3 separate regions of the Homo sapiens genome follow, and regions 2 and 3 are each linked to region 1. Evidence: chromatin contacts called from ENCODE Hi-C or POLR2A ChIA-PET data. All regions are on one chromosome and are shown on one strand. Each heading gives the region's core, a stretch centred on a gene start or an enhancer-like site at or near the end of the contact. The rest is flanking DNA. Distances are from core to core; before and after follow the strand shown. Region 1 overlaps LOC105372924 (a long non-coding RNA gene). Region 2 overlaps TGFB2 (transforming growth factor beta 2). Region 3 overlaps TGFB2 (transforming growth factor beta 2).

Evidence for each region. Hi-C counts contacts between places; a loop is a spot of excess contacts on that map. ChIA-PET counts read pairs that join two places held with the same protein, here RNA polymerase II (POLR2A). Pooled maps may share reads with other maps.
Region 2: a map of PC-9 shows a loop between it and region 1 (12-fold over the local background). The contact joins two enhancer-like sites. A Hi-C loop is called at or near these places in 5 of 168 maps with a recorded cell type or tissue (Calu3, MCF 10A, PC-3 and 2 more) and 3 of 50 pooled maps. POLR2A ChIA-PET finds 5 or more read pairs at or near these places in 4 of 52 experiments (A549, AG04449, MCF 10A and 1 more).
Region 3: a loop to region 1 is called in a map of Calu3, with 8 times the contacts of the local background. The contact joins two enhancer-like sites. A Hi-C loop is called at or near these places in 3 of 168 maps with a recorded cell type or tissue (Calu3, MCF 10A and endothelial cell of umbilical vein) and 1 of 50 pooled maps. POLR2A ChIA-PET finds 5 or more read pairs at or near these places in 4 of 52 experiments (A549, HEK293T, MCF 10A and 1 more).

Annotation. Positions count from the first base shown.
Region 1 is chr1:218,704,594-218,707,729 of GRCh38, reverse strand. All of the region lies in intron 3 of LOC105372924 (a long non-coding RNA gene), which reads left to right. Among named protein-coding and RNA genes, the nearest start is that of LINC02869, 200 kb to the right of the region's middle. Within about 2 kb of position 1,694, at least 9 of the 41 ENCODE cell types and tissues checked have a DNase peak (open chromatin) inside an H3K27ac peak, as active enhancers do; they include PC-3, PC-9, Panc1 and 1 more, where a contact is called at or near this core.
Region 2 is chr1:218,375,881-218,379,016 of GRCh38, reverse strand. All of the region lies in intron 1 of TGFB2 (transforming growth factor beta 2), which reads right to left. Among named protein-coding and RNA genes, the nearest start is that of TGFB2-AS1, 32 kb to the right of the region's middle. Within about 2 kb of position 1,601, at least 5 of the 41 ENCODE cell types and tissues checked have a DNase peak (open chromatin) inside an H3K27ac peak, as active enhancers do; they include PC-3, PC-9, Panc1 and 1 more, where a contact is called at or near this core.
Region 3 is chr1:218,396,704-218,399,839 of GRCh38, reverse strand. All of the region lies in intron 1 of TGFB2 (transforming growth factor beta 2), which reads right to left. Among named protein-coding and RNA genes, the nearest start is that of TGFB2-OT1, 44 kb to the left of the region's middle. Within about 2 kb of position 1,724, at least 2 of the 41 ENCODE cell types and tissues checked have a DNase peak (open chromatin) inside an H3K27ac peak, as active enhancers do.

The DNA of each region.
Region 1 (3,136 bases), core at 445-2,944:
TGAACAGCTTTATATCAGTGGTATCTTGAGAAACTGAGAACCACATTGATGTAGGGCTGGAAAAAAATTGCTTGAGAAGATGAGACACAGAAGAGACTGAGAAGTCAGTGGAAGCGAGACATTATAGGTAATGGTGATCAAAGGACACATAGACCCTTAAAGACCTCTGAGGTATGCTGAGGAAGGGTACTAGACCTTGTACTATATGCAAGATGGGGATTCAAGACAGTTTTCTCAATTCTTGAAAAATAGCCTCAGAATGTTGGGAGATGAGATCAGACAGATGACAGACACTTAAATTACATCCTTCCCTGTCATTTAAATCCTCCTTGCATTTCAGCCTTCAATTCAAATGTCACTTCCTTCATAAAGTGGCACAAAATGTGGCATCTGGACTCTTGGATCAGCATGAAAGGGGATACTTTGGGGGTTTTCTACCAAGTTCCATGGACAGGATGCCTGGTCTGTAATGGGTAGCCCTACACGGCAAATATGGCATTCAGCTTTGCATCATTATAAATTAAAAATGCAATTTATGAAACGAGTCTTTTGCTAAGGATAGGTTGGTTTATGAAGTACCATCATGGCCTATCATCAGAAGGTCTCAAAATGGCCATGCCTTTATCTTATTATTTTCTTTCAGTATAAATTTGAACTTTCATTGTACCAATGGGTATAATAAATACCTCCCATCTGAGGGTGTACTAGCCTAAATCAGTGTCAGAAAGATGACCTCAAATTCCTAGAGCCTCTACCATAGATGTGAAATTCTAAATACAAAGTTTCTGGGTTTTTTTCCCCCCCTTTCAGGAAAGAACTCCCATTTCACTTTCCTCAGCAGTGGAATAAGTGGCTCAAAACAGCAACTACTGATGAAAACTCAATTTCCAAATACATTCCATGGCTTATTTGTGGACGGAAATGTTCTTTACCTTTTGAACTTTCAGATAGCTGGCAAAAGTAAATGCGCAAGCCTTTTTTTGTTGTTGTTAATTAAACAGGAAAAAATATCACACCCTGGCTTGGCTAGTAACCAAAGTCAGGGGTTTCTGAAGAATCACTTCACAGATGGGAGGCTGGATGACAGATACAAAGACCAGGCATGGTGCTCATAAAGGTGACACTCTTGGTATCTTCCTAGAAACCAGCAGAAGCCAGAGCTTCTGGAAGGGAGTGATGAGGAGGAGTGTAAACGATTCATTTACTCTGTGTATCATAACCTTGCACCTTATTGACTATAAATCAGAATCGTTTGAAAAATCACCACATCCCTTTTCTGTCTGGGCCTGTGAAATTGCTTCCTTTAATCCAGCAGAGAGATGCCTGTGGTTTCAGAGCTCTGGGATGTTCCATTCCATGTGCCACATGCATGTGGTTAGTTAATGACCTGGGTGTCTACTGAGGTTTGTGACCACGGATTGTTGCAAAGCTCTACCTGACTCCATTCTTCTCCTGGAGAAGATGAGAACATTCTTACCATATTAGTCATGCCAAGCCTCCACTTTTTTTGAATACACAGGAAATGTTTCTCTCCAACAGCACATAATTTGGCCAATAGCAGCTTCCTAGGTTCGGAGCAACTTCACCACCTATCATGAGTTCTCCAAGATAAAGTTTGTAGTAACAGTTTTAGCGGTGGAAATGTCACCAAGTTGCATAAACTCAAGACATGCTTTGGCATTCAGTCACTCTGCAAATATTTATTGAACAGAGTTCACTGGGGTCAATAGGATGAAGTGGATAGCAGTTATTTCTCCTCCCTAGAATTTCCCCATGACACACACCAAGTCACACAGGCACTATTTTGTTCTTAAAGGAGTATTTTAATATTGAATTATGGGCAGCAGTGCGAGCAGCACCACTCTTCTTATATTAAAGAGATGAAGATTAGAATGGCCACAAAGTTGGACATGAGATCCAGATGGTGCTATTTGGGGGCTGAAATGTACCCCCATGGCATCAGGACAAACAACTGCCAAAGCCAAGCTCCCAGTGCTAATGAATTTGTAAACAAGATCATGCACAGTCCTCCTAATTAATATTTTGTCATTTGGAACCTGACTATAGCCTGCCAGACAGGAAATCCAAGTCTGAAGCCATCTACATAATTCAAAAGAGCCAGTTAAAAAAACAGAAGGTAGAGGAAAGAGGTGTCATAGTCCACACAAAGCCAGTCAGTTTGTTACTGGGTAAAAATTGGTGAGTCATCTGTGACGGTCAGTTTTAGGTGTCAACTTGGCCAGGCTATGGTACCCAGTTATTCAGGCAGACACTAATCGAGGTGATGCTATAAAGCTATATGGTAGATATGATGCTGTAAATGTATTTGGTAGTCATCTACACTCAAGTTGACTTTATGTGAATGAAATTATCCTAGATTTTCTGGGTGGAAATGATCCAATTAGTTGAAAGGCCTTAAGAACAGCACTGAGGTCTCTCTGAAGAAGTTCTACCTGTGGACTGGAGCATCAGCTCCTGCTCAGGAGTTTCTAGCTTGCTCTATGGATTTAGAACTTGGAAATTTTTCTGTTTTGTTCACTATTGTATCCCTAGTACCGGCCCAATAGGCAATCCATTAATATCTATTGAATGAATGAATACATGAGCTTAATTCCATGGTAAAGTCAGCCAAGTATGTGAGGTGGTATTATTTAGATAAAACAGTTGACGTCCTAAATTTTAATTTTCTGCCAGTTTCCCCCGCTCTCACACACACACACACAGATACTCTCTCAAATGTACTCACTTGTGATCAAACCTTGTTCAGTCTTTCTCCCCCTCTACTTTTCTGCACAGTGGACATATTGGTCACATTTTCCCTATTGAGAACCTCTCTTCTTTCATAATTCTGTGCTGCTCATCCAACAAACTCCATCTCTACAGTTACCTTTTCTATGAATTATTCTAAGATTTCCTTAATAGAAGTTGTCTTGGTATCTCCTGAAAGCCTCAAAGCATGTGTCATCTCTGCTGTTCATGGGACACATAGCATTGATTGCCTCCTTCTGCAACTACATATCTAATAGATTGCTGCAAAAGTAATTGCAGCTTTTGCATTAAAAGTAGTGGCAAAACTGCAATGACTTTTGCACCAACCTAATAAACGCCAATGCATTCTGAGGAGATCATCTGTGCC
Region 2 (3,136 bases), core at 352-2,851, 330 kb after region 1:
TGACAACTAGAATCTGCTGGCAGACAGCTTTCTAGACCGAGCTGGCCTGAGAAGGTGCTGCTCAGGAGGGTAATAGCCACAGACCCAGCGAGGAAGCAATGTGAAGGCTGCTGCCCTTGCCACACCTCTTCTTCCATTACCCGCCTTTCCTCTCCTTTCCTTGTCTGCCTTTCTCTATCCCTCTGGTGTGCACTCACAATGCATATTGTTTCCTCAGGTCCCTTCTGTATAAGAAAAAAAAAACAGGCCGGGTGTGGTGTAGCACCCCTGTGATCCCAGCGCTCTAGGAGGTTGAGGCGGAAGGATCCTTTGGGGCCAGGAGTTCCAGGCTGCAGTGAGCTATGGTCCCTGCACCCCAGACTGGGTGGCAGAGTGAGACTCTGTCTCAACAGCAAAATGAACAGGCTGGGCACGGTGGCTCACATCTATAATCCCAGCACTTTGGGAGGCCGAGGGGGGAGGAGCACTTGAGGTCAGAAGTTCGAGACTAGCCTGGCCAACATGGTGAAACCTCGTCTCTACTAAAAATACCCAAAAAATGGCCGGGTGCAGTAGCTCACGCCTGTAATCCCAGCACTTTGGGAGGCCGAGGCGGGCGGATCACCTGAGGTCAGGACTTCGAAACCAGCCTGGCCAACATGGCGAAACCCCGTCTCTACTAAAAATGCAAAAATTACCTGGGCGCAGTGGCGGGCGCCTGTAATCCCAACTACTCGAGAGGCTGAGGCAGGAGAATCACATGAACCCGGGAGGCGGAGGTTGCAGTGAGCTAAGATCGCACCATTGCACTCATAGAGTGCCTGGTGCGACAGAGCAAGACTCCATCTTAAATAAATAAATAAATAAATAAATAAATAAATAAATAAATCCAAAATTAGCCAGGCATAGTGACAGGGGCCTGTAATCCCAGCTACTCAGGAGACTAAGGCAGGAGAATTGCTTGAACCCGGGAGGCGGCGGTTGCAGTGAGCCAAGATGGCACCACTGCACTCCAGCCTGGGAAACAGAGCAAGGCTCTGTATCAAAAACAAACAAACAAACAAACAAACAAACAAACACACTATAATATATGTAATGAATTAAAACGAAGGAGGTGGTGGCAAATGGGAAGCCTCATCTCAGGATTCAATTTAAGGAAGACACAGGAAGATGGATGCTGGGGTTATATTAGTAAGAAAGAAGAAAAGACTTTTTTCTCAGTAAGGTCTTCTGGGACCTCAGACTGCATCCTTTGGAAGCATCTGTCCTGCTTCTGCATGAAACTGGGCAGAGTTTCTCCCCAGCCACAGCTACCCAGGGTATAGGCCACGACTGGACTTCCCAGGGGTCGGGGGTGGGGCAAGACGGCACAACATAGGGGCAGGCGACCAGCAGAAGAGTAGGATTTCTGATTTTTGTGCTGAGGAAGCATAAGTATCTCCCAATGTAAAATACATTAGGGGGAGGAGGACTACATTGAATGAATCATAGTGCTGATTTGGGGGTGGAGCTGGTGGGGAGGGATGCCCTTGTGGTTAACCACATTTTACTGGGGTTTTTATTGATTGCAGTTGTATTGAAAGAGACATGACTCACACATACCATATTCAAAGCCACGTAAAGCACTGGGTTCCAATGGAATTTCAGTGTCTGAGAATGTCATGAACTATACTACAAAATGTGAAAAGTTATGCTATCAACATAGATATCTATGTTTTGCTTCTGTCCTGTACCAGCTAAAGAGGAGGCTGATTTTTCTATTTCCCTTTCACTTTAAGGCTGTGGCTAAGCACTTAAGAAATACACGTTGTTCTAGGCATGGTAGGGACTGCTTCTCCTAAAAGTTGGTTTCAGCTGGGCACAGTGGCTCACGCCTGTAATCCCAGCACTTTAGGAGGATCCCTTGAGCCCAGGAGTCTGAGACCAGCCCGGGCAACAAAGTGAGACCTCATCTCTATAAAAATTTTTTTTTTTAAATTAGCCAGGTGTGGTGGCATCATCTGTAGTCCCAGCTAACCTCCTAGGCTGAGGTGGGAGAGTCACTTGAGCCCAGGAGGTCAAGGCTGCAGTGAGCTATCATTACACCACTGCACTCCAGCCTGGGCAACAGAGCAAGACCGTGTCTCAAAACAAACAAAGCTGGTTTCATTAACCAACCATCTTCCTATGTGTTTGGATTGAACTTTGCTTGTAAATGTCATTCAGCAGTTTTTTAATTTTTCTGCTTTGTGCAGGGTAGTGTGTACAAATGGGTCTCCACAAATAGGCTATAAGCTACTTGAGGGCAGGGATAATATAGTAATAACAATAAAAAGAATAAGCATAACAGCAAAAGCAATGTTACTAGCTACTGGGAGCACATCAGCTGTCAGGTACACATCTGGATTCATCCCACTTAGGTGGGGGATAAGAAACTGAGGCTTAAAGAGGGAACTTGCCCGGTGCTATGGAACTGGAAACAGTAAGGCCTCCACTTAAACCTAGGTTGTATGGTCCTAGTACTCTCTGAGCTGTTGGTGATGCCTCTTCCAAGAGGGACTCATCCCTACCTATCTCATTTTTTATTCATCTGCATAATTCAGGCACCAAATTCTTAAGGCAGTATATGCTTGGTGAATTATAACTGAATTAAATAGAATAAAACAAAATTTTGTAGGTCATGGTTTTCAGGAACCATCCAGGCAGAGCTTAAAGTGAAATGACAAGGAATTGAGGTGGCTGATGTTCCGCCTGGTTGTAGAAATCATTACTAACACACATTGTCCTTTCATGCAAGGTCTGAGCTTCCAGCCCTCCTAACAAGATAAAGAATGTCATTCTGCCTTATTCACTTCTAACAATATTTTAAATTCTATTGTGTAAGAACACTTAACGGGAGATGTACGCACTTACCACATTTTTAAGTGTGCAATCTATTATTGTTGACTGTGGGTACGACGTTGTGCAGCAGCTCTCTAGATCTTATTCATCTTGCTCAACTGAAACTTTAGGCCCATTTATTAGTAACTCCTCATTTCCCCTTCGCTACAGCCCCTGGCAACCACCAATCCTCCCTTTGATTCTATACATTCAACTTATGAATATAAATTATAGATATCCCATATTTTTTCTTCAACTTCTTAAGTTCAGGGGTACATATGCAGGATGTGAAGGTTTG
Region 3 (3,136 bases), core at 475-2,974, 310 kb after region 1:
CCAGGTGGTCAGTGGGCCTTTCATGAATGCCCCCGAGAGACAGTGCTCTGATAGCCTGACAGACCAAATTAGAAGAGGAGAGAAAGAACAGGAGGAGCTAAGTGTCCTGGGGCAGTTTATACATGACGCTATATACTCTAATTCCTTTCCACTGAGTAGGGAGCAATTCCAGTCCCCAAAGTTCTCACAGACTCCCCACCACTATCCTTTAACATTTCACCTGTTTTACTATAAACCTGACCATCAGAAAAGGTGACAAGAGAAATCCTAACTTTCCACTAAACAGCTCTGCATCAAGCAATTTCACCTTTCACTACAATGTTCATATTAGGACTATTTTTATTAAAAAGTTTAATTGACATTGGTACAATACTATTAACTAGGCTTGGATTTCTTCGGTTTTTATATGTACTAATTTTTTTTAATTTTTAATTTTTGTGGCTACCTAGTAAGGGTGTATATATTCATGTGATACATGAAATACTTCGATACAGGCATGCAATGCCTAATAATCACATCATGGTAAATGGGTTATCCATCCCCTTTGAAAACGTACTACAGTTGTGATCATCATTAGGAGAAGCTGTTGAAGGGTATATAGGAACTCTCTGTACTATTTTTGCAATTTCTTGTGAGTCTAAAATTGTTTCAGGCCTGGCACAGTGGCTCATGCCTAAAATCCCAGCACTCTGGGAGGCCAAAGTGGGAGGATTGGTTAAGGCTAGGAGTTTGAGACCAGCCTGGGCAACAAAGCAAGACAAGACCCCATTTCTATTAAAAAATAAAAAATTAGCTGGGTGATGTGGCATGTGCCTGTAACTCCCACCTACTTGGGAGGCTGAGGTGGGAGGATCACTTGAGCCTGAGAGGGTGAGACTACAGTGAGCCATGACTGAGTCACTGCACTGAAGCCTGGGCAACAGAGTGAGACCTGTCTCTAAAAAAAATTAAAATAATCCAGGCACAGTGGCTCACGCCTGTAATCCCACCACTGTGGGAGGCTGAGGCAGGCAGATCGCGAGGTCAAGAGATCAAGACCATCCTGGCCACATGGTGAAACCCCGTCTCTACTAAAAATACAAAAATTAGCTGGGCGTGGTGGCAGGCGTCTATAGCCCCAGCTACTCGGGAGGCTGAGATAGGAGAATCGCTTGAACCCGGGAGGCAGAGGTTGCAGCGAGCCGAGATTGCACCACTGCACTCCAGCCTGGTGACGGAGAAAGACTCCAACTCAAAAAATAAAATAAAAAATAAATAAATAAAATAAAATAAAATAAAATAATTTCAAAATAAAGTTAAAGGTTAATAAAAAAACAAAACTGAATAAAGGTCTTACAATGTCACTCATATGTGATGAGCTCTGAAACAGAATGTAGATTTGAGGCTTGCAAGAAGTCCCCCAATGATGTCTAGGGTTCAGCCCTTCAGGAGGGCAATGCTTCAGCCATCTATCTATTGTTTATTCCCTCTTAGATTGGTTACACCACAAAACTGGCAGGAAGAAAGTGCGTGAATGTTGAAATGCTTGGGTCAAGAACCTATAGGTATTTGCTGTATTTGCTAAAGCAGTGGTTCTTAAAGTGAGGCTCCCAGCCCACGGCATCAGCCTTGCCTAGGAATCCGTGATAAATGTGAATCATCCAGGAAAGTCTGATGGCACCATTTCATCAAAGTTTGAGAACCAATGTGTGACTACATACTGGTTGACTCCTAGCTGGTGAAACCAGTCCTAGTTAACAATTAAAAGCAGATTGATAAAGTCCGGGGAAAAGAAGAAGGAGGCTTTAGTGTTTAATATCAGCTTTCTTGGAGTCAGCACTGACCACAATTGTCAAGGACAGACAAGCACTGGTCTCAGTGTCCTCGTGGGGGATTTTCCAAGATAAGCCAGAAAGGTCAGTAGTTCAAAGTGAAACACAGAAGGTGTGGGTATGAACGGAATTGGTAGTGGCCTGGAGGTTTTGTTTATCCTCCTGCCTGAGGTACTCACCGATTACCTCAACATCAAGTCCAAGCTAGTCCCCCTCCTAGAGGCAAAGCTAAACGAGGCTTACAAAGCAGCACAGGTTCCTGCTCATTGCAGTGGATATATGGATCCTATATAACAGTCTTTCTTAAAGAGTATGGATGGTGGTCTGCATTTTAGCAAACTCCTTGAGCAATTCCTATGTACCCTAACATTTCAGAACTGCTGAAATATACGACAGAAGAAAAGAAATCTACAAAGAAATACAGAAAGACAAAGGAGCACCTAAACTTTTTTTTTTTTTTTTTTTGAGACGGAGTCTCGCTCTGTTGCACAGGTTGGAGTGCAGTGGCGCGATCTCGGCTCACTGCAAGCTCAGCCTCCCGGGTTCACGCCATTCTCCTGCCTCAGCCTCCCGAGTAGCTGGGACTACAGGCACCCACCACCATGCCCGGCTAATTTTTTGTATTTTTTAGTAGAGACGGGGTTTCACCGTGTTAGCCAGGATGGTCTCAATCTCTTGACCTCGTGATCCGCCTGCCTTAGCCTCCCAAAGTGCTGGGATTACAGGCATAAGCCACCGCGCCCGGCCTTTTTTTTTTTTTTTAGATGGAGTCTTGCTCTGTGGCCCAGGCTGGAGTGTAATGGCGCAATCTCAGCTCACTGCAACCTCCGCCTCTTGGGTTCACGCAACTCACCTGTCTCAGCCTCCTGAGTAGCTGGGATTACAGGCGCCTGCCACCACGCCTGGCTAATTTTTTGTATTTTTAGTAGAGACGGGATTTCACCATGTTGGCCAGGCTGGTCTCAAACTCCTGACCTCAGGTGATCCACTGCCTCCGCCTCCCAAAGTGCTGGGATTACAGGCGTGAGCCACTGCACCTGGCTCAAGCACCTAAACTTTGGATCAGGCTTTATACCTAGAAAAAAAGAGTAAGACAGAGAAAAGAGGAAGAGTTCTAAAGCTCTTAAACTGGAAAAATAGGATTCCTCTATGATTTGCAGTAGTAGTCTGCCTTGACTGCACATTTTAATCAACGGAGGAACTTGAAAATCTTGATGCCTGGGTTGAAGTCCCTAAAAGTCTAGTTAATTGACTGGGGTGGACTTAGTTTTAAGTTCCTCAGATGATTTTAAATGTACAGCCAGGATCAGCACCCCTCACTGAAA